Regions from separate parts of the Mus musculus genome. Here region 2 is linked to region 1. The links are chromatin loops, found by intact Hi-C in ENCODE. Cell type or tissue: left cerebral cortex. All regions are shown on one strand. Each heading gives the region's core, and the rest is flanking DNA. Links, peaks and the distances in the headings are about the cores only. Region 1 overlaps Acer2 (alkaline ceramidase 2). Region 2 overlaps Dennd4c (DENN/MADD domain containing 4C).

Region 1 (10,043 bases), core at 1-8,000:
GTGTGTGTGTGTGTGTGTGTGTGTGTGTGTGTGTGTTTGTGTGTGTGTGTTTATGTGTGTGTGTTTATGTGTGTATATCCATGTGTTTCTGTCAGTTTTGTTTCCCTGTGTTGACCAGTGGCTTTCTCTGGAGTAAGACCCTCCTGTTCCCAGCTTAAGATCTGTGCCCCCTCCTGTTGGGGACACAAATCCTTTGGCTCTGCCAGGTCACCCAGAGAGACGAAAATCTCAACCTGTCCCACTTCAAGAGCAGGGCACTTGCTTGTTTACTTGCTTGAATCCTGCTCACAGTCAGGGTTGGTCACTGTATGGAGGCAGGAGGGGGTCAGGCCTCTCATCCAGGCCCCCCTGTCCTCTAAGCAGAATGCACACAGGGAAGAGGAAACACTTCTCCCAGTGAGGATTCGCTCCACTCTGTCTGATCTAAGCAACCCCGGGGAAGGGGAAAGTTCCCCTGGCTGAGCTTGAAGGAAAAGAGAAAAATCCCCTCCTTTGTCTTCCATGATTTATGTCTCCTTATTAATTGATGGTCCATATAATTGAAAAACTCAAAACCCATCATTCTCTGAAAAAAAAAGATAGAATTTCCCCCACAGAAACCCCCACACCCCCAGATGAGATCAGTACCAGATAATGCAATCTGGACAGAGCAGATTTTCCCTTCTGTTCAACACTGACCACGGAGACTTTAAACAATTTTCACTAGGTCCATTTTTAGAAGGATTAAAGATAGCTGCTAAAATGTTTTTCATTGTCACCCAGTCAACTCCAGATATTATTTAAAAGTAATCAAAGATGATGATGACAATGATGATGATGATGATGACGACGACAATGATGACGATGAGGAGGAGGAGGAGGAGGAGGACTATGATAGTGTTTAACAACAGAGAACTGATTGGGACCCTTTATACAAACTGAAAGCCACTGTCATCCCTTGAGCACTGTCCCAGAGGACATCTTACCTTCCTTGCCCCTGACACACACCCCTCAAGTCTGTTTGCATGTTGCTTTCCTATCTAAGGAGACTTTGCTCAGCAAGGCCTTCCTGCCACCATGTCTCTTACTCTGCGAACTCATTGATGAAGTCATGTTTGGACCAGTGACCTCCATGTCAACCCCGCATGCTTCTGGGAATACACACCAGGGTGTCACACGCACCAACACACACCAGGGTGTCACACACACCAACACACACCAGGGTGTCACACACACCAGGGTGTCACACACACCAGGGTGTCACACATACACACACCTGGGTGTCACACACACCAGGGTGTCACATACACACACCAGGGTGTCATGGCATAAATGGGACATGGGTGACAGGATAGTTGCACCCCCCAAAACCCCAACTTCCAGAACAGAGGAACTTTATGCCAAGTGAACACCAAACGAACTCCACTACTTCCTATCCTGCTTACAAATCCCTCTTAGCATCACTGTGTATTGCCACAGCAAAATGTGCCTGAAATACACACCCAGCTGGACCCAAGAGGATGAAAGGTTAGCATGGACCCTCCAATGGGAACCATGAAAGTGTTATAAGAATCTGGGTATGCATGTTGTTTGTATGTGTATGTGTGTGTGTGAACCATGAAAGTGTTATAAGAATCTGGGTATGCGGGCTGGTGAGATGGCTCAGTGGGTAAGAGCACCCGACTGCTCTTCCGAAGGTCCGAAGTTCAAATCCCAGCAACCACATGGTGGCTCACAACCACCCGTAATGAGATCTGATGCCCTCTTCTGGTGTATCTGAAGACAACTACAGTGTACTTACATATAATAAATAAATAAATCTTTAAAAAAAAAAAAAAGAATCTGGGTATGCATGGTGTGGGGGGGGGGGAATCCCACATTCTTAGGTGATGTAGGAAGCATCTTATAGAGACCTTGGAGTGGATCGAAAGCCACCCCCTCCCCACATTCACCCAGATCCAATGTGACTTATTTGGAAATAGGTGTTTGGGACCAGGTGCCTTCTAGAGCCATGTAGAGGCCCACACTGTGCTGCCTCCACCTTGCATGGTTTCTCCGTGTAGCCCTGGCTGTCCTGGAACTCACTACATAGACTGGGCTGGCCTTGAACTCCTGCTTCTAGCTCCTGAGTGCTGGGATTAAGATGTGTGCTACCACACATTTCTCAGAAGATTCGTTTAATGGGACAACGTCAGAAAGCTCAAAACATGCCAGGAAGAAGACAAGGGCAGACCAGGCACAGAATGTACCTCACTCTGGCATTAACCTTAATTATTACTTAATATAAATCCCAGGATGCCCTGCGATTTCTGATCCTCACAGGCCTGTGAGCTGTCGGACAGGTACATTGGGCGTCTCAAGCAAGGGGAAACGTGAGTCCAGTTCCCAGCACTACAGAATAATGAAAAAGTAGATAAGCAGGACTCGCCATTCCCAGCACCCACATGGCAGCTCACAAACTTCATAAGTCCAGCTCCTGGGAATTTGATACCCTCTTCTGGCCCCCAAAGGTTCTAGGCACACATTCAGGCAAAACATGCACACATATAAAATAAATAACTCTTATAAAACAAACAAACAACAAGAACAAACAAACCTCTCAATAAACCAGGTGACACACACATGTCACCTCAGCCTTGGAAGGTGGGGACAGGAGGATCAGAAATCGCAGGGCATCCTGGGATTTATATTAAGTAATAATTAAGGTTAATGCCAGAGTGAGGTACATGAACATGCGACTGGGTCAAATAGGTAGGTAGATAGATGCATGACTGACTGACAGACTGATAGACTGACAGACAAAAATTTCCTCTGGACAACATCTATATTAAGACAGTTTTACATGCAGGAAAATATTTGCTTTACTACATTGAGTAAATTTTAAAAATTCTAGTAAGATCCAACACCCTAGACTATAACAATGAGTTACTGAGAAAAGAGAGGATGGAAAGAAGGCAGAGAGATAGTTGAAAGAAAAATCCAAGGAAACAAACATGTGCCCTGAGAAAACTGACATTTTGTCTGCCATTTGAAAAGTTGAGTTTGGAGACAAGCAGGCATCACTAACTGCAATACCACATAAGGTCACACGGTGGCGCGACGTCTCCACTAGTTTCTCTCCATCCTTCGGGCCCAGGGGTTACTCTTGCTTGCATTGTTCATAAAACAGCTAGAGAATCCCATAAAAGCCTTGTTTGTTTGTTTGTTTGTTTGTTTGTTCGTTCGTCTGTCTGTCCATTTTAATTTTTTATTTTGTGTTTCTGGCCCTATCTTTGGTCACTTCCACATGTACGCTAGGTGTCACTGGCCAGAGATGGTCAGAGACAGCAGTGCCACTTAAGGCAATAAAGGAAGATGCTATCAGAACCCTGAAAAGTGACAGAGGCCTGATACAGGCAGCCCCAACTACCCCACAGGCTGAGATGGGAGGATCTCTCAAAGCTGTTCTAGCCCAGCCAGGGCAATATCTTTGTCTCCTTGCCACACTCTCTCAAAAAAAACGTGGTGGAGGGGGGGGAGGGGAGAGGGAGGGGAAGAGGGCAGGCAGGATGGAAAACCAATTCTACCCAAACTGGTGGATGAAATGCAGATACTGTATTTTAAACTATAGAAAAATTCAACAGTATGAAACACAATATATGTCAAATCCAGTACCACAACCCATGATAAGGACAATCTAACAGTAAACCTGGAGAGAAGTCTTGCAGAAAATTAAGGTCCCTTTTTGTTCAAAACACCCTAGCCTGCCCTCCCAAGCCTTATTTAGTACTTGAAAGTCTTTAGATGTAATATCGACTCCTTCTTAATGATACCTAATAACTGTACATATTTATCAAGCACACCAAGATAATGCATGCATATGCCGTGTAACGACACAACCACATCTCTACCACTCCCATCCCAGTGACCAGCTAATATTCTTTGTGCTAGGGGCCTGAGAATTCCTCTCTCCCAGTTCTTCCTGAAATGTACATTACATTGATGTAAATTATCCTCACCACGCTGAGCCATAGACATTAGAAGTCTCTCTAGTATACAGCTACCTACCTCTGCTATCCCCAACCCCACCCTGCGTTCATCTCTCTGTAGCTGGGACAAACTGCTTGAGAAACAAAAGGGAGACAGATTACTGGTGACCCACTGGCTCTCACTCAGGGCATCAGCTGATAGAAGCACCCGTGGAAAATAAATGTAAGAGAATATTATTCAGCCACATGAAAGAATGAAGTCTTGGAATTTGTGGCAGTTGAGCTAGAGGTCATTAAGTGAAATAAGCCAGGCACATAAAAACAAATATCGCATGTTCTGTAAATTGAAGCTAAAAACAAAACAAAAACAAACAAACACAAAAAAACTAGACCAGTGTCTCAAAGAACGGGAGAAGAATAGCTGTCAGTGTGGAGAACCATTGTTATGGTTTGAGCTGAAAGCTCCTTTGTTGAAAGCTTGGCTGCAGACAGATGGGATTTGGGGAAGTGATTGGCTCACAAGGGCTCTGACTTCATCAATGAACTAACACATGGATAGATTCATAATTTGGTAGCCCTTTGGGGAGGTGGTGCAAACTGGAAGGCGGAGTCCAGCCAGAGGAAGTGTCACTGATCCTGCACCCTGGAAAGGTGCATTGTCCCTGGCCCTCTCCTCTCAGCCTCTTTCCTGCCCACCCTGAGTGGGCAGCCCCCTCCGCACTTGGTTGATCCTGCATCCTAACAGTTGTGAGGAGTTCTGCAATGGCATGGACCTGGGAGCACAGGGGCCTCTGACAGACTCACTTTACTTTGTTTGGACTGTTCAGGCTTGTGTTAGAGTCTTCTTTTAAAATTACCTTTTATTTGTTTGTTGTTGCTGTTGGTGTGTGTGCATGTGTGTGTACACATGAGAAGGTTAGAAAATAACCTACAGGAGTCTTTCTTTTACCGCATGGATGCTGGAGATTGAACTCTGGTCAGTGGACTTAACAGCAAGTGCCTTTACCCACTGAGCCCTCTCACCAGCCCCTCATATTGGCACCTTAATGCAGTGAGTATCTTTGGGTTTCATCCCTTTCTTCGTCTTCTTCTCCTCCTCCTTGTTCCTTCCCTTCCTCCTCTCCTATTTCTTCTTCTTCTCTTAATTCTTTCCCTTTTTTCCCCACTTCCAAACAAGCTCTCACTAGCTGGCCTGGGACTTACAAGGATATCCTGGGGTTCACTCTGTACCGTCTCCTGAACACAGAGCCCTCACCTTCCCTAGGTTCTGTTCACACTACCGAGCATCGAAAGAGACTGGCGATCCTCTTTTCAGGATCAAGTTCAGTTTCAAAACCAGATCCTGGCTTAGTCTTGCATAGAGTGGTTCCTTATTGTGGGGACAGGAGGTGTAGCTCCTAGGCACATCATTCCTTCGGGAAATCACATGCAGGGACATTGCCATAGAGAGAAGGCCTCCTCAGACATCAAAAGACTCCAAGGCTGCCAGTGTCTCTCCCTATTAGCCAGAGGAAGTCTGGTCACCGAATTTAACCTTAAATTGAAATGACCGTCACAGAAAGTTAGTAATAATAAGTAGGTAGATGCAGGTCCTACCACCACAGTCACTGACTGACAGGTTTTGGGCATTTTGTTGTTGTTGTTGTTGTTGTTGTTGTTGTTGTTGTTTTGTTTGCACCACAGCCCGGTTTATCTCACAGAACACAGTCAAAGAGAACAGAGGCAATTCTGAGGTTCCTGCTTCATCAGGACTGCCTGTCTATTGCACAAATGCAGTTGAGGCCCACACCAAATGGGCTGGACTGGAGCCTAGAAATTAGACCTAGGAATTTATTACAGTGACTCCTATACATCTCACAAACAGACTATGGTTTGTGACTATAGTGGGTGAGGACTGTCAAGTAAGGTCAAGCTAACTGCCAGAGGCCACACAGGCAGTGATGGCAAGAAGACCCTGCCACAGAAAAGTCCCTTTAATAATAAGTCTACCCACATAGCTCTTGGGCCGTGAAAGTTTCAAATGTGTTTGAAAAAAATCAAGAAATAGATGATAGATAAATAGATGATAGATAGATAGATGATAGATTAGATTAGATTAGATAGATAAATATTTGGTCTTTGTTTTACATTTTTTTATTCACTTTACATCTCACTATCAGTTTCCGCTCTCCTCATGAAGAAGCTGCTCCTGTGGATCCCTTTCCCCTAAATGGACTGCCTGTCTGGCTTCAGTGGGAGAGGATGTGCCTTGTCCTGCAGCCACCTGGTGTGCTGGGGGGAGGGGGGAGGGGGAGGGGGGAGGGGTGTTACTTAGAGGGTGGCTCCCATTTCTCAAAGGGGAAGGGAGGGAGGAATGGGGGGTGATCTACTTGCTACTGACAGTTTTGAAATGTCACAAGATGTTGCCTCCACTGACTGCCTGAAGCAGTCATCTGTGTGAGATGGCACATGGCATACCACAGAATCCCCAATCAAGGTGCACCGCTGTCGGGTACTCTGTGCTTGGAACGTTTCTGACATGTTTGTCTCACACCTCAATGAACTTCCCTGAAGCATGTATAGTCATAAATGCCCAAACCTCTCACACACAGACCCAGACGAATACACTGTGCTTTGCAACACATGAACTGCACTCTTGCTCAGAGCAGTGACCCCTCCCTGCAACCCAAGCATTCAGGAGCCCAAAGTTCCAGGCCAGCCTAAGCTACAATATGAGATCCTGCCTCGAGGAAGGGAGGGAAAGAGGGAGAAGGAAGAAGGGGAAGGAAGAAGGAAAAACAAATCATTATAGATACTTCAGAAATAATTCGGAAGACCTAGATGTGGTGGCTATTTTAGTTATTTTCCCATTGTTGACACAAAGCACCATGACCAAGGCAACTTATAAAAGCAAGCACCCAGCTGGGCCTACAGCTCCACAGGGCTATAAACCTCAATGACTGCGCAAAAGCAGGAACAGCTGCGCTCACGTCTTGATCCACAAGCAGGGAGCGCACTGGGAATGGTGGAAGGTTCTTCAAAACCTTAAACTGTCCACAGTGACACACCCACCAACTGAGGACCAAGTGTTCAGACATGTGAGCCTACGGAGGCCACTCACCCAAACCACCCCCATGTAATCCCAGCATTTGGGAGGTAGAGGCAGGGGGACCGGAAGTTCAGAGTCATCCTCAACTATGTGAGTGTGTGTGTGTGTATTCAAAACCAGACTGGACTTCGTCAGACTCTGGTAGAATAAACAAACAAATGGGTTAACTGGATGGCTCAGTGGGTAAAGGCATTTGCCACCCAAGACTGACAACCTAAGTTCAACTCCCAGAACCCACATAAAGCAGGGAAGAAGAGCCCAGTCTCCACAATGTGAGGGCTGCCATTCAAACACATACGTCATACATACATACATACATACATTCATACATACATACACACATACATACATACATTCATACATACATACACATACAGATAATAATAATAAATAATAATAAATGTTTAAAGAAAGAAATAATTTCAGAAATAGATACATATGCATGTTTATTCACAGAAAATGCCAGTTATTGGCTTTAATATTGACCATGGTTATCAGAGTTCACAAAAAAGCATAAAGTGCAAAAGGTCTGTAAATCCTCCCAGAGCTATGGTTAATATTACTTCAGCCAGGGTACATACCGCCTATACATAGCACACTCTACATAAAGTATGAAACACAGTTTATATCTGAAAGTACTCTATTTGCTTGGTTTAATTCCTGTGGTTATAAAATAGTTTTAAATCTGACCGGATGTGTATGGAAAGACACAAGCCATGTTTTAAAGTCTGTGGGAGAATAATGTCTATAAAATCTATTGAGAATCCCAATCTGGCCAAAGATGTGTTGTTGGCCAGTGGGACCAACAGCACCCAGGTCAAGCCCTGGTTGGGAAGAATCCAAGTTCAGCTGGATAAGGAGTTGGGGAAGGCCCTAGCTGGGTGTCCCCAGAGACCATTAGTTGTCAGACCTGAGGGAAGAAGAGAGTCAGAGAAGGTTCAAATCCCAGTGTTGGCTCTGGGTAGGGGTTGGGAGAAGAGGACTCGTGAGGGAAGATTCAGACTCCTGAGAAATCCAACCAATAGAATGGGTGGCAGTATTTTCACAGAGCCATGTTTGATCCTCAACACAACACTGTTGACCCGTGACTGGGGTAGGCACTTTTCCCTGGGTAGACACCCATTTCCCCGAGTGGATCACATTACAAAGGGAAGCAGACAGAAGGAACACTTCTGAAGGGCTGGCTTTGGCATCACAGGGCACTAGAGAGAGAAGAATTCTCCTAAAAACCAATAATGGTTCAAAACTGTAAAATCACTGACAGCCATGACCACTTGGTAACATTCATGGCTTCCTCTGTCCTGAGATCTCAGGTAGATTCGGAACAGAACAGAGCCCGACACCCATGCAGGGCCCAGTGGTCACGACATCACTCATCGATGTCATCTCTACCAGAAGGGAGAAGATTCTGGAGTGCACATCGGTTACCGGGCTTCGCTTGTGGAAGTGGCCCACTGGGTCCAGTCAGGTACTCGGCTCCTTTCACCCAAGCATGTTCATTCACATCCATCCGTATTTTATCTCTGTTCCTAGGGATGTCAGCAGAGGCCCTAGGGAATAAGTCCTTTTCCTGATAAAAAAGAAATGGTTCTTCCCTGACTTTGAGGACACCATCGCGGCTAAGGAAGGGCACTCAGGTCAGACTAAACCTTGCATCTAAAACTCCTTTCCTTCAGCCGTCTCACTAACTTATGCATTTATTACGTTACATGTATAAATGTTTTGCCTGCCTGTATGTACGTGTGCACCAAATGCCCTTAGAAGTCAGAAGAGGGCGTCAGATGCCCCAGGGCTGGAGTTGCTGGTTATGAGCCTCACAAGTCGCTGGGTCGTCTGGGAGAGAGCAACACGGGTTCTTAACTGTTGAACCAACTCTCCAGCCCCAGACGACCCTTCCAGATGAAGGCAGCTAGGTGTCATCTTCAGGACATTTATACAGACTTATGTATAATAAGTCCTTATGTAGAATATATAAGGGCAGCTCCCGAGCCTGGTAAGATGAACCAGAAACAAGGCTAGTTTGATTTTGCCCTCTGAAAACTTCTAGACTCAAAAACCAAAGGACTCAGCCGCAATTCTGATCCATAAACCCCTAGGTTGCCACAAACATTTCACTCAAAGTCATTTTAAACATATTTTAAGCTACAGTAAAATGACATATACAATCATTCAAAACCAAGTATTCCTGCCTTGTAAATCGCCAATCAAATGACTGTGTGTTTGCTACCTGGGAGAGTTGGTAAATGCTATGAATTTAATAAAAGACAACTTATTTTACACCTTCATGTTCTATAAATATTTGTGACTATAAACAAGAAATAGCCCAGCAAGTTACTTCTAAAACTCCAAAGCCACAAAAGCAGAATGAAGTCTATTCATTTAAAAACTCTTTAAGTCCAGTTCCCACTTTGTACCCTGTGAAGGTTCTAAACAGAGTAAGAGATCCTAGAAGTGCCAGAACCCGCAGCTAGCTCCTTCAGACTCAGGACACCACTCAGAACGGTGTTCCAACTCCAGTCCCCTGAGTGCAGTCTCACCACTGACAATGGAATGTCAGAAAGCAGAAGGTGCCTGAGTTACAAACATCCCTGAGATACCCCATACCCACTTCATACCCTGAAGAGAGCCCAGTGAAGACAGTAGGATGCAGGTGAGAGACATTCATGTCAGAGTCTGCCCCTTCCTCCCTGGGATCCCCAGCCAGCCAATCAGAGTGTAGTGACCGCCCAGCATCAAGAAGAGCAAAGTGCTCTGAGAAACCAGTTAGCACCAGGTATTATGAAAACAAAAGCCGGAGGCCCACATCCTAGGGAGGCTACGTCACTCAGGAAGCACATATCCCCTAAAAACAGCAGAGAAACGGGGTCAGAATCTTGGAGGTAACGACACACCAAAAGCTTCCAATAAGAAAAGCTTTCCAAAATCTTCACAGGCGCTCCACAGTCAAGCCTCCAGAGCTGCCTCCGCGATTACAACGAGGCCTTGCTCTCACAGAGGTCACAAGAGGG
Region 2 (10,215 bases), core at 897-8,896, 100 kb after region 1:
CCACTGCTGCTACTACTGCCGAGGCTTGTGTTGCTCTGGGTCAGTTCACTGGGAACCAACCCTGAGACACTTGTGTTAGGCGACAGAGTCTCTCCCACTATATGATGGTCTTCTAGGCCAGCTGGGAAACTGTAATCTTTATTAGTTTCCTCCTATAATTAAAAAGAATAAAGCCCCACATACATAAGTAATAGCTTCTGCAGTGGAAATGGTTTCACTTTATTCCTTTCACATTGAAACGTTGTGTCTTAAAGTAAATAACCCCTAAGTCTTTTCAAAACTGTCAAGTTATCTCACTGACTTATGAAATTTCCAGTCTAAGACATTCAAGATGTGACATACCTCGATGGGGTGCTCAAAAACTGACCTCTCACAAAGTCACCTGCTTCAAAAAAGGCAGGGTTGTGCCCTAGGTGAACTAATCATTCACTTATGTACTATTATATAATTAGTAACCCCTATTGCTTAATTAAGCACCCTAAATACATTGATACTTTACAAGACTCTATATGGTCAGAGTCCAAGGCCAAAAGGCCATGAAAAAAAATCCTTTCTAAATGTCAGAAGACACTTCAGAAGTAAAATGGTTCATTCTGTTCTTTATTATAGTGCTAAGCTACCTCCCCATCCCTACCCCCATGCACAACACACACTCATGGAGGGAAAACCCAAGGGCCTTCTATGAGAGGCTGGCACTCTACCAAGTAAATCAAACCTCAGGCCTTAGATGAACGCTTTTAAAGGTAATCTGTGTTGTGTGGATTGATCTTGTAACGCTCTTTAAACACAAAGGCTAAGTAAGAATGCGGGAGATGGTTTAAAGCTAGCCTAGCATGTGCAAAGAAAGGCCTTAGGACCACACAGATGAAAGTTGGCTTCTTGTCATAGTCCTGTACTGTTTGGTCACTTAGCACTTTTCCTAGAAGCTTCCTGCAAGAAGCCTTACTCAGCCAGTTTATCTTCAGCCTCTTTACTTTCTTTGTCATTTTTATTTTGCCTGACTTGACACCTGAGAGCTTTAGCAATCTGGAATCATATTACTCATGTACTATAGAATTCTGTGAACATGGAGGAAAAATTACAACTCTTTTTTTCTATACGGTAAGTAGTTTTTCTATTTGTATTTTCACAAAAAGAAAATCTAATGATTTAGTCTATTCACAGCACTAAGCTGCAGGGATTTCAAGGATAGTAAGGCAGTACACCACAGGCAAAGAGCTCTGTAAAAATGGAAGTGCCCAGGAAAGAGGGGTGGTAAACACAAGCAAACCAACGCTGAAGAGGCTGAGGAAGGAGGAGAAGAACCCTCAAGTCTGCCTGCTCTGTACATTATCTCCCCATCTCTCAAACCCCAGCAGAGAAAGTGAAATGTCATGCATATGTAACAATGATGTTTTTTATAATTTCAAATACTATAGGTGCTTTCAAGTTTTAATTTAGACTTATTTATGGAATTATAAAGTGATTCTAAAGTTATTTTTATTGGTTCATTTTCATTTAAATTTATTTAATTTTATGTGCATGGGATATATGTCTGCACTATCTGCATATAGCACATGTGGAGGTCAGAAGATCGTGTAAGATCCTCTGGAACTGGAGTTACAGATGGTTGTGAGCTGCTACGTGGTACTGGGAATTGAACCCAGGTCCTCTGTAAGAGCAGCCATCTTAACCACTCGGCCATCTCTCTAGCCTCCTATTTTTCCTTTTTTAAAGACAGCATCTCATGTAGTCCAGACTGGCCTCCTTCAAACTTACTACATAGTGAAGGGTGGCCCTGAGCTCCTTAATTTCATACCTTTACCTGCCAAGTGCTGGGATTACAGGTGAGTGCCATCATGCCTGGCAATTCTGACAATGTATTTTTACATCATTTATTTTAAGTCACTTTATATAACAGAACATGTATAAAGTTTTTAAAATATAAAAGTACCCTTAGCAGAAACCTCTAGATTATACAAACACAAACATATACATATACATTAAAGCACTACAAAGCATTCCTACACCAGACAGACTACATAGTGTAATTTTCTTACCTCGTCATCTGAGTAGCTATAGGCAGATGCTACAGCCACCCACATCTTACTGGCCACCGTTGCTGCTTGTTTCATACTAGATTTTAGGACATCTATCTTGGGCCCTGAGAGTATATTGTCCAACTTTAGCCCCGATAGAGAATTGACTACAGAACCCAGAGAGCTGTTTGGTGAAGAACGTACTAATGCTGATAAGGAAGTGGACCGGTCTTTGTAAGCGCGGTAAGGACTCTGTGGCTTGAAACGCCCAGTCAGAGTTTTAGAGCTGGACACAGCAGGGGAGCTCTTCTCAGTCTCGGTGCTGTCTCGTGCTGGCGGGCCACGGTCTGAAGGCAGACTCGAGCTCCTTTCTAAAGGGTGAGCAAACACAGCAGGAGAGCCAGGCTCCTGGTTCCCCTCTCCATGCAATTCCATACTACAAGATTTACTGCCTAGTGGGCTTTTTAGGTTCATGTAACTTTCAATTTCATCAGCCAGATTACGTGAAATTACTGGAGAAAATAACTTATCTTCAGAATCAGACGTTTTTTCTACACATTCAGTGGCTAAAAGAGACAACGGATCTAGTCCCGTCTCCACATCCTCCCTCTCAATGGCTTTCCTAGTAGCATATGAACTGCTCCTCTTGTTCACTGGATCTTGGGCTCCAGCTTGTGTGTCTCTGGACTGGTCACTGTGACTGTTACTTTGTAGACTGTTACACGTCATCTCTGCCGCAGTCTCTGCCACATTATCACCAACCACAGGCTCCAGGAGCTCCTGGCTTTCCTCCAGCATCTCTAGCACAGGAGATGATCTGTGCTCAGAATCCCGGGTGCCTTCTGACATGCGAGTCCTACTGTCAGCTAGATGACAGTTAACATTCTCAAAGCTGTGAGTTCTTGTGACATGAGGCGGGGAAGTCTTAGGACATGTCAGTGCTGCTGTGAGGATCTTGGCATCTGCTCCCATCATGATGGCCATTTCGCTTGAATTCAGGTCCAAACTGCTCTTCTTAAGCAGCATCCCCGCTCGACTTTCAGAACTAAAGCTACAGCTCCTCTCAGGGAAATGCTTCTGTTTTTTCTCTCCTCTATCACCATTCTTCTTGAAATTAGTAACCTCACTGAAGACTGCATCCTCGACTGGAGCTTGAGTAGAAAATAGCACAGTTGAAGTACTACCTAAAGGGGACAGCAATATATTAAGGTGAAACATCATGATTTTCCAAAGTAGCAAAGTAACTATTCTGATTATGCTGAGAGCAAAACTACAGAGAATCTGGAGGGTATAGAAACAGCATCTCCCAAGGCGTTTAGCAGTTAAAATGCCTGGTTTTCATCTAGAAGCTACATAAAGTGCATGCAGAAAAAGGACAGCCCAAATCTATCCAAGCCCGCCTCTTACAGGAAACATCTACCCTCCTCCTCTGGGCATATCATGTGTATGACACAGCATGCAGTCCATACTGGATATGCCTGCACCGCTTATCTTTGTCAACAAGCATGTAACTATGCTTCTTATATGTTAAGAGTCAATTTAAGGGCTGGAGAGATGGCTCAGCAGTTAAGAGCACTGACTGCTCTTCTGAAGGTCTGGAGTTCAAATCCCAGCAACCACATGGTGGCTCACAACCAACCATAATGAGATTTGATGCTCCCTTTTGGTGAGTCTGAAGACAGCTACAGTTTACTTACATATAATAATCAATAAATCTTTGGGCCAGAGCATGCATGGCCGGAGCAAGTGGGGCCTGAGTGAGCAGAGGTCCTGAGTTCAATACCCAGCAACTACATGATGGCTCACAACCATCTTTACAGCTACAGTGTACCCATATACATAATATAAATAAATAAATAATTTTAAAAAAACTTTAAAAAAACAAACAAGAGTCAATTTAGGAAAATACTCTAAGTTAAATAACAGACTCAAAAAGAAAAATTCTCTTCTAATTTAACTCTCATATATCCAATTCTTCAAACACTTGCCAGAAAGCTGGGGACATAGCTAAGTGGTAAAGTACTTACTTGGCATAGAAAAAAAGAAGAAAAGATTTGGGTTTAATAACTCTGCACATAGATGGGTGGGGAGGAGAGCTACTCCATACAAAACAAGTTGGTAACTACAGAGAAATGGCACAGTTGTTATAGCCAAAGCATTGCTATACTCAAGTAAAAGAACTGCTTCAGAGTTTAAAAAAAAAAAAGAAAAAAGAAAAAGAAAAAACCCTCGATGGCTGATGAAATCTTGAGTGAATTTTATATTTGATCTTTGAACAAATATGTGAATGCTAGTTATTAACTTTATAAGGTGCTACAAAAAACAATGGCAACTAAAACAGACTGAACCATTAGATCAGGTAACCAAAAGCATGGAAAAGTCTGAAGACCCAACAACTGCTTTAGGGAAACCAGTGGCCTTTTTTGTTTGCTTGCTTTTGTATCTTGAGACAGGGTTTCACTGTGTGGCCCCGGCCGTCTTAGAACTCACTCTATAGACCAGGCTGGCCTCAAACTCAAGAGATCTGTCTGCTTCTGCTTCCTGAGTTCTGGAGTTAATAAACTCACGTACCACCACAGTCCTGCTGGTTTGCCTGTTTTTCTTTTGTTTTAATTAAAAACTTTGCTAGGTTCACTTTATGAGTATGAATTAATATTCTGCCTATGTCTAAGTGCAAAACATGCATGCAGTACCCAAGGAGGCCAGAAGAGGGTGTCAGACCTCCTGGAATTGAAGTTCTGGATGGTTGTGGAATTACAGTCTTAAGCCACAGCGCATAGGTGCTAGAAATTGAAACCAGGTTCTCTCTGAAAGAATAGTAAATGCTCTTAGCCACTGAGACATATCTCCAGAATGTAAGTTTTTTTTTTTTTAACTCTTTGTTACCATACAATTTTATTTCCATTCCTCTATTTAAGTGAACTTTATGTGTGTGTGTGTGTGTGTGTGTGTGTGTGTGTGTGTGTGTGTATATATATATATATATATATATATATATATATATATATAAATAAAATGCATATATGTATAGATGTAAGTTTGTGTTTATATGTATGTATATGTATGCACACATATATGTATATATGTATACACATACACACACACACATATAAACAAACCTATTTTATATATATGGATGTTTTATATGCATGATATGTAAGTCTGTACAACATGTGTGCCTGGTACCTCAGGATGTCCAAAGAGGATGTTCTGCAACTGAAGCCAGTGCTCTAAAAGGCAAAGCATCTCTCCAGCTCCATTTTACTATCATTTAACATTTAGGTCTAACAAGGTTGCATATCTGTAATTTCAGACTTTAAATTTAGCCACCAGCACATAGGTGGCTGAAGCAGGAGGATCAGGAGTTCCAGTATATCTTCTGTGATACACAGCAAATTTAAGGCCCTGTCTCTAATAACCAGAGGGCTGTTGAGATGGCTTAAAAGGTGGAAGCACTTGCCACACAAGTCTGCCAACCTGAGTGTGATCCTCAAACCCTATACAAAGGTGAAGGAGAGCATCAACCCCACAAAGTTGTCCTCGAACTTCCACACATGCACTATGGCACATTCAACCACTCAAAAATAATAAATGAAATAAAGTTTAAAAGTTTATTATTGGGAAAACAAAGCAGGAGGATCTTGAGTTCAAGGTTAGTCTGAGCTGCATCCGGAGTCAAAGCTCGCTATACAGTGCAACTATCTCAAAACAACCAACCAAACAAACAAACAAGCACAAAACCCAAATCTAAAACCTGAAAAAAAATAAAGGCTTATGTCTAAGATCTGAATACTGGAGATAATTAGGGCATAACGGTGGCACTCTTATGAATGGATTAAGGTCTTTGTGAAGGAAAATCCAAGTTCTAGGATTACAAACATGTTCTACCACACCCAGGTCTTTACAATCCAAGGACACAAAGAGAAGTAGGCAATCTGCAATCTCAGAGGACCCTCAGTCAAACGCATTATGTGGCAACACCAGGCTTAGACATTTCTGTTGTCATATATAAGCTGCAATCTGTAGTATATCCTCTCATAGCCTCTCAACTAAAATATCAGTCATTCACATCTGACTTTGTTGTTCTTCTTACTACTTTATTTATTGGAGTGCATGGTGGCTCACATACGCATTTACTGTGTCAGCCACAGTGCACATGTGGATCAGGAGACAGCTGCAGGCACAGGCTCTCCTCCCACGACATGGATCCAGAAAGTTGGACTGGAGTTGTAGTCACGGCAGCGAGCACCTTTACCTGCATTCTCTTCAGAAAGTTTTATCAGGTGACTACCAAACACACCAACATTCACTTCCCTTACATAAAATGGTATGGTATTTTCATATAACTTACATATTTCCTCACATCTGCTTTTAATTACTCCATATTACTTTTTTTTTTTTTTTGGTATGTGCCACTATGCAAGGCTCTCAAACTATTCCTTTAAGTTACAAACTTTAACTTTAGCCCACTTATAGAATTCAGTCTCAATCATGGCTTCCTAGCATGTCCACTGTAATAAGTCAAGAGAAATAATATCATTAAACATACTCTAACTGAGCATGAAGGAGTCACGGTCAGCTTGACTACAGATTAGTGTCCCCAAAGGAGGCAGAGGTCCCTTTCTACTCACCAGTACTTGTCCTATTGTTGGTATCAAATAACCCAGATGGAACTTTCACAATACTGCTGCCCCATGCAGGAGGCTCCGTAGGACTCTGAGGTTCAGGAGTAGGCTGCAGGTGTTTTGAGACAATGGCAGATATATCACACTCCTCTGAAAGAAAAACATTTGGATGTTATCATTCTGACTTTTAACAATAATGAGCAGAAAGCAGAGATTTTTGCATATGGGTGTAGTCTTTCATCAGGCAGGGGATATGTCGGTGATTACTCACTGACTTACTGTAGCTGGTTTACTGTATGCCGAAAATACCAAGATTATTAAGTGGCTTTTTTCCCCTTAGATCTATTTATTATGTATACAGTTCTGTCTGCATGAATGCCTACAGGCCAGAAGAGGGTACCAGATCTCGTTGTGAGCCATGATGTGGTTGCTGGGAATTGAACTCAGGACCTTTGGAAGAGCAGCCAGTGCTCTCAACCTCTGAGCCATCTTTCCATCCCTGACTAATAGTGTTTTATTCTAACATTCAATAATCTTAGTGAGTCAATTAAACCCTTGGCCTCGACTTCTACTTTTTCCATTGTCAAATAGCTTATTTATAACTCTAGAGCATAAGATTAGGTATTATAATCAAGGAAAATATACATTTGAGTAGAGAACAGGAAAAAATCTATTGCCATAAACCAGACTCCTTACAGATCAATAAAAGGATTACAACAGATCTGTCTCTACCTCAACGAGTCCTGTAAAAGACAGGACATCCATTTATATTTATTTTTAACCTACCATGCAAACTATGTACTTAGAAACACCCAAAAATGTTCTAATAAAAAACCTTTTAAAAATCAAAGGAACCTCAGGACCTGGAGATGTAACTGTTTGCCTTTATGACCCTGGGAATAATCTTCAGGTTCAGAGCTGGGAAATGAGAAGAACACAAAGTATCAATTTGACAGATCAAGTTTGGTCTTATTGGTGGGCTTGGTGACTGCCGTATGCCTGCTGTCCCAGGACTCTAACCAGAGAGGCAGGAGGAACTGGAGTTCAAGATCAAACTAGAACAAAGTTCAGTCGTAGTTTTGTCAAAAAATTATCCATGTAACTTTGCCAATGGATGGCACTTTTTTTTTTCCCCAAAATAAAGGATGATCTATAAACTTTCTAAAGTTGATAAAATTTCAACTGTAAAGACTATCACAGTTGGGCTAGAGAGATGGCTCAGTGATTAAGAGCACTGACTGCTCTTCTAGAGGTCCTGAGTTCAAATCCCAGCAACCACATGGTGGCTCACAACCATCTGTAATGGGATCTGATGCCCTCTTCTGGTGTGTTGGAAGACAACTACAGTGTACTTATATATAAATAAATCTTTAAAAAAAACAAGACTATCACAGTCAATCTATGAAACAGGCCTTAAATTCCTGAGAATTACTGCTGTAACCACTACATAAAATAAAACGATCTGAACATTCCTGTCCACAAACATCACAGTCACCTTCGATGTGCAGCTCTGTGGTCGTCAGCTCTGGTGGCGTGTGCTCTTCAGGGGCGTGACCATCTGCACCCTCCTTTACCAGCTCATCCTTAGACCCGTAGCCCTGGTCAGACTGACCGCCTGTTTAAAAGATGCATGCTTGTAAATACTTTCATGTGTTTAAAAAACAGTTATGAAAAGAAAACACCACACATCTATGCAATCAAAACTACACAATCAAAAAAAAATTAACTCTCACAAGACACATTCCAAAAATAACAAGCAAAACCAGGAGAGCAGAACAGAACAGAGTGAAGGCGGTTCTATCTTTGAAAGCACCAAACTTAATCTCCACACCTAAACTTAAAGGTAACTTGGGCAAAGCATTTTTGAAACTGTTTATGAAGAGGGTCTATATCTATAGCATATCTTTAGTTTTTTATTTTTGGTAAGAATAAAAAGGACTGAAACACATACCTGCTACTTTTGCAAAAGAAATATAGGAAGAACAGTAAGATTTTTATTGTTAGAAAATAATAAAAATAGTTTATCTACAAAGGGTGGAGAAAAAGAGATTTGTGAAAAGGAAGAAACTTCCTAAAGTATGGTTTACTGTGTTGTTTTATTTTTTAGTACATTTCTACAACTCAAAAAATTAAGTCAACAAAATTAGGGTGTTCGCTAAAACTGATGCAAATAGAAACAGGTATGGACAACTAATACTATACATGAAACAACATAAGCCTTTAAAGTCAAAAGAAGGGTAAAGGGTAATCTATGTAACTTTTTAACTGAACATTTTAAAAGTTACATTTCTTTCCCATATATAGGCGGAGATCAGAGGACAAGGATTGGGAAATTGATTTCTTTCTACCTGGTCCCAAAGACTGCAAGTATCTCTTCACCCAATGAGCCATCGTGCCATCCCTTATATGAACTTTGTTTCTTTTGAGACAATGTCTTATGTAGTTCAGGTTAGCCTTAAATTCAATATGTAGCTTTGCTTGAACTCCTGAGCCTCCCAAATACTGGGTCTATGTGTATGTTATCACACCCAACTCTTGAGTTTAAGGTTTAAAAACTTTACTTGGAGTCCATACTCTATGGATGGAAGTGAGTGTCAAATCTATAAAAGGTAAGTAGGTTTGGTTCCTATGGGTGGATGGGGGTGGAGTGAATTTGAAAAATACTAGACATTTTAAAATTTATTCTTTGACAAATTCATCCTTGCAAACAATGAATCTTTATCACATCCATTCCCCGCCCCCAGCCCTGCTTTATGCACACTGAGTAAACAACCACATGTAATGGTATCAGGGGACAAGGTTTTCACTATGGGAGAACACAGGAGGTTTTATATGTATGATACTGAGAACTAAGTAAGAGCATTTGTGTGCTCTCTCCAGCAGCCGAGCAAGATGCCCAAAGGGAAGAAGGTGGCCCTGGCCCCTGGCCGTCGTCAAGGAGCAGGAGGCCAAGAACCTCTGGTCAACCCTCTGTTCGAGAAGAGGCCCAAGAACTTCGGCATTAGACAGGACATCCAGCCCAAAAGAGATTTAACGCGCTTCGTCAAATGGCCCCGCTACATCAGGCTGCAGCGGCAAAGAGCCATCCTCTACAAGCGGCTCAAAGTTCCTCCTGCCATTAACCAGTTCACACCCAGGTGCTGGACAGGCAGACAGCTACTCAGCTGCGTAAGCTTGTCCACAAGTACAGTTCAGAGACAAAGCAAGAGAAGAAGCAAAGGCTACTGGCCCGTGCTGAGAAGAAAGCTGCTGGCCAAGGTGATGTCCCAACTAAGAGACCGCTTGTCCTCTGAGCAGGAGTCAATACAGTCACCACCTTGGTGGAGAACAAGAAGGCTCAGCTGGTGGTGATTGCCCATGATGTAGACCCCATTGAGCTGGTGGTTTTCCTACCTGCCCTGTGTCTAAAGATGGGGGTGCCCTACTGCATCATCAAGGGAAAGGCCAGGCTGTGGCACCTGGTCCACAGGAAGACATGCACCACTGTTGGCTTCACACAGGTTAACTCGGAAGACAAGGGTGCTCTGGCTAAGCTGGTGGAAGCTATTAGGACCAATTACAATGACAGATAT

Evidence for each region. Peaks named below come from ENCODE experiments on the same cell type or tissue, not always from the same donor. Only the 100,000 strongest peaks of a DNase experiment are listed, where the experiment ranks them.
Region 2: it touches region 1 in a loop (4-fold over the local background); 8 of 42 quality-filtered maps call a loop at or near these places.

What each region holds. Positions count from the first base shown.
Region 1 is chr4:86,918,297-86,928,339 of GRCm38, reverse strand. It overlaps Acer2 (alkaline ceramidase 2), which reads right to left. Exons shown (of 6, transcript NM_139306.3): 6 at 7,457-10,043. Among named protein-coding and RNA genes, the nearest start is that of Acer2, 49 kb to the right of the region's middle. In left cerebral cortex, for the core only: a CTCF peak has its summit at 3,063; a DNase peak (open chromatin) is centred at 3,076; H3K27ac peaks cover 577 bases.
Region 2 is chr4:86,817,905-86,828,119 of GRCm38, reverse strand. It overlaps Dennd4c (DENN/MADD domain containing 4C), which reads right to left. Exons shown (of 32, transcript NM_184088.1): 20 at 8,139-8,258; 21 at 6,650-6,793; 22 at 2,040-3,202; 23 at 1-152. It also overlaps the pseudogene Gm12630. Among named protein-coding and RNA genes, the nearest start is that of Rps6, 34 kb to the left of the region's middle. In left cerebral cortex, for the core only: a CTCF peak has its summit at 4,720 (motif pointing right); DNase peaks (open chromatin) are centred at 2,262, 2,737 and 4,722.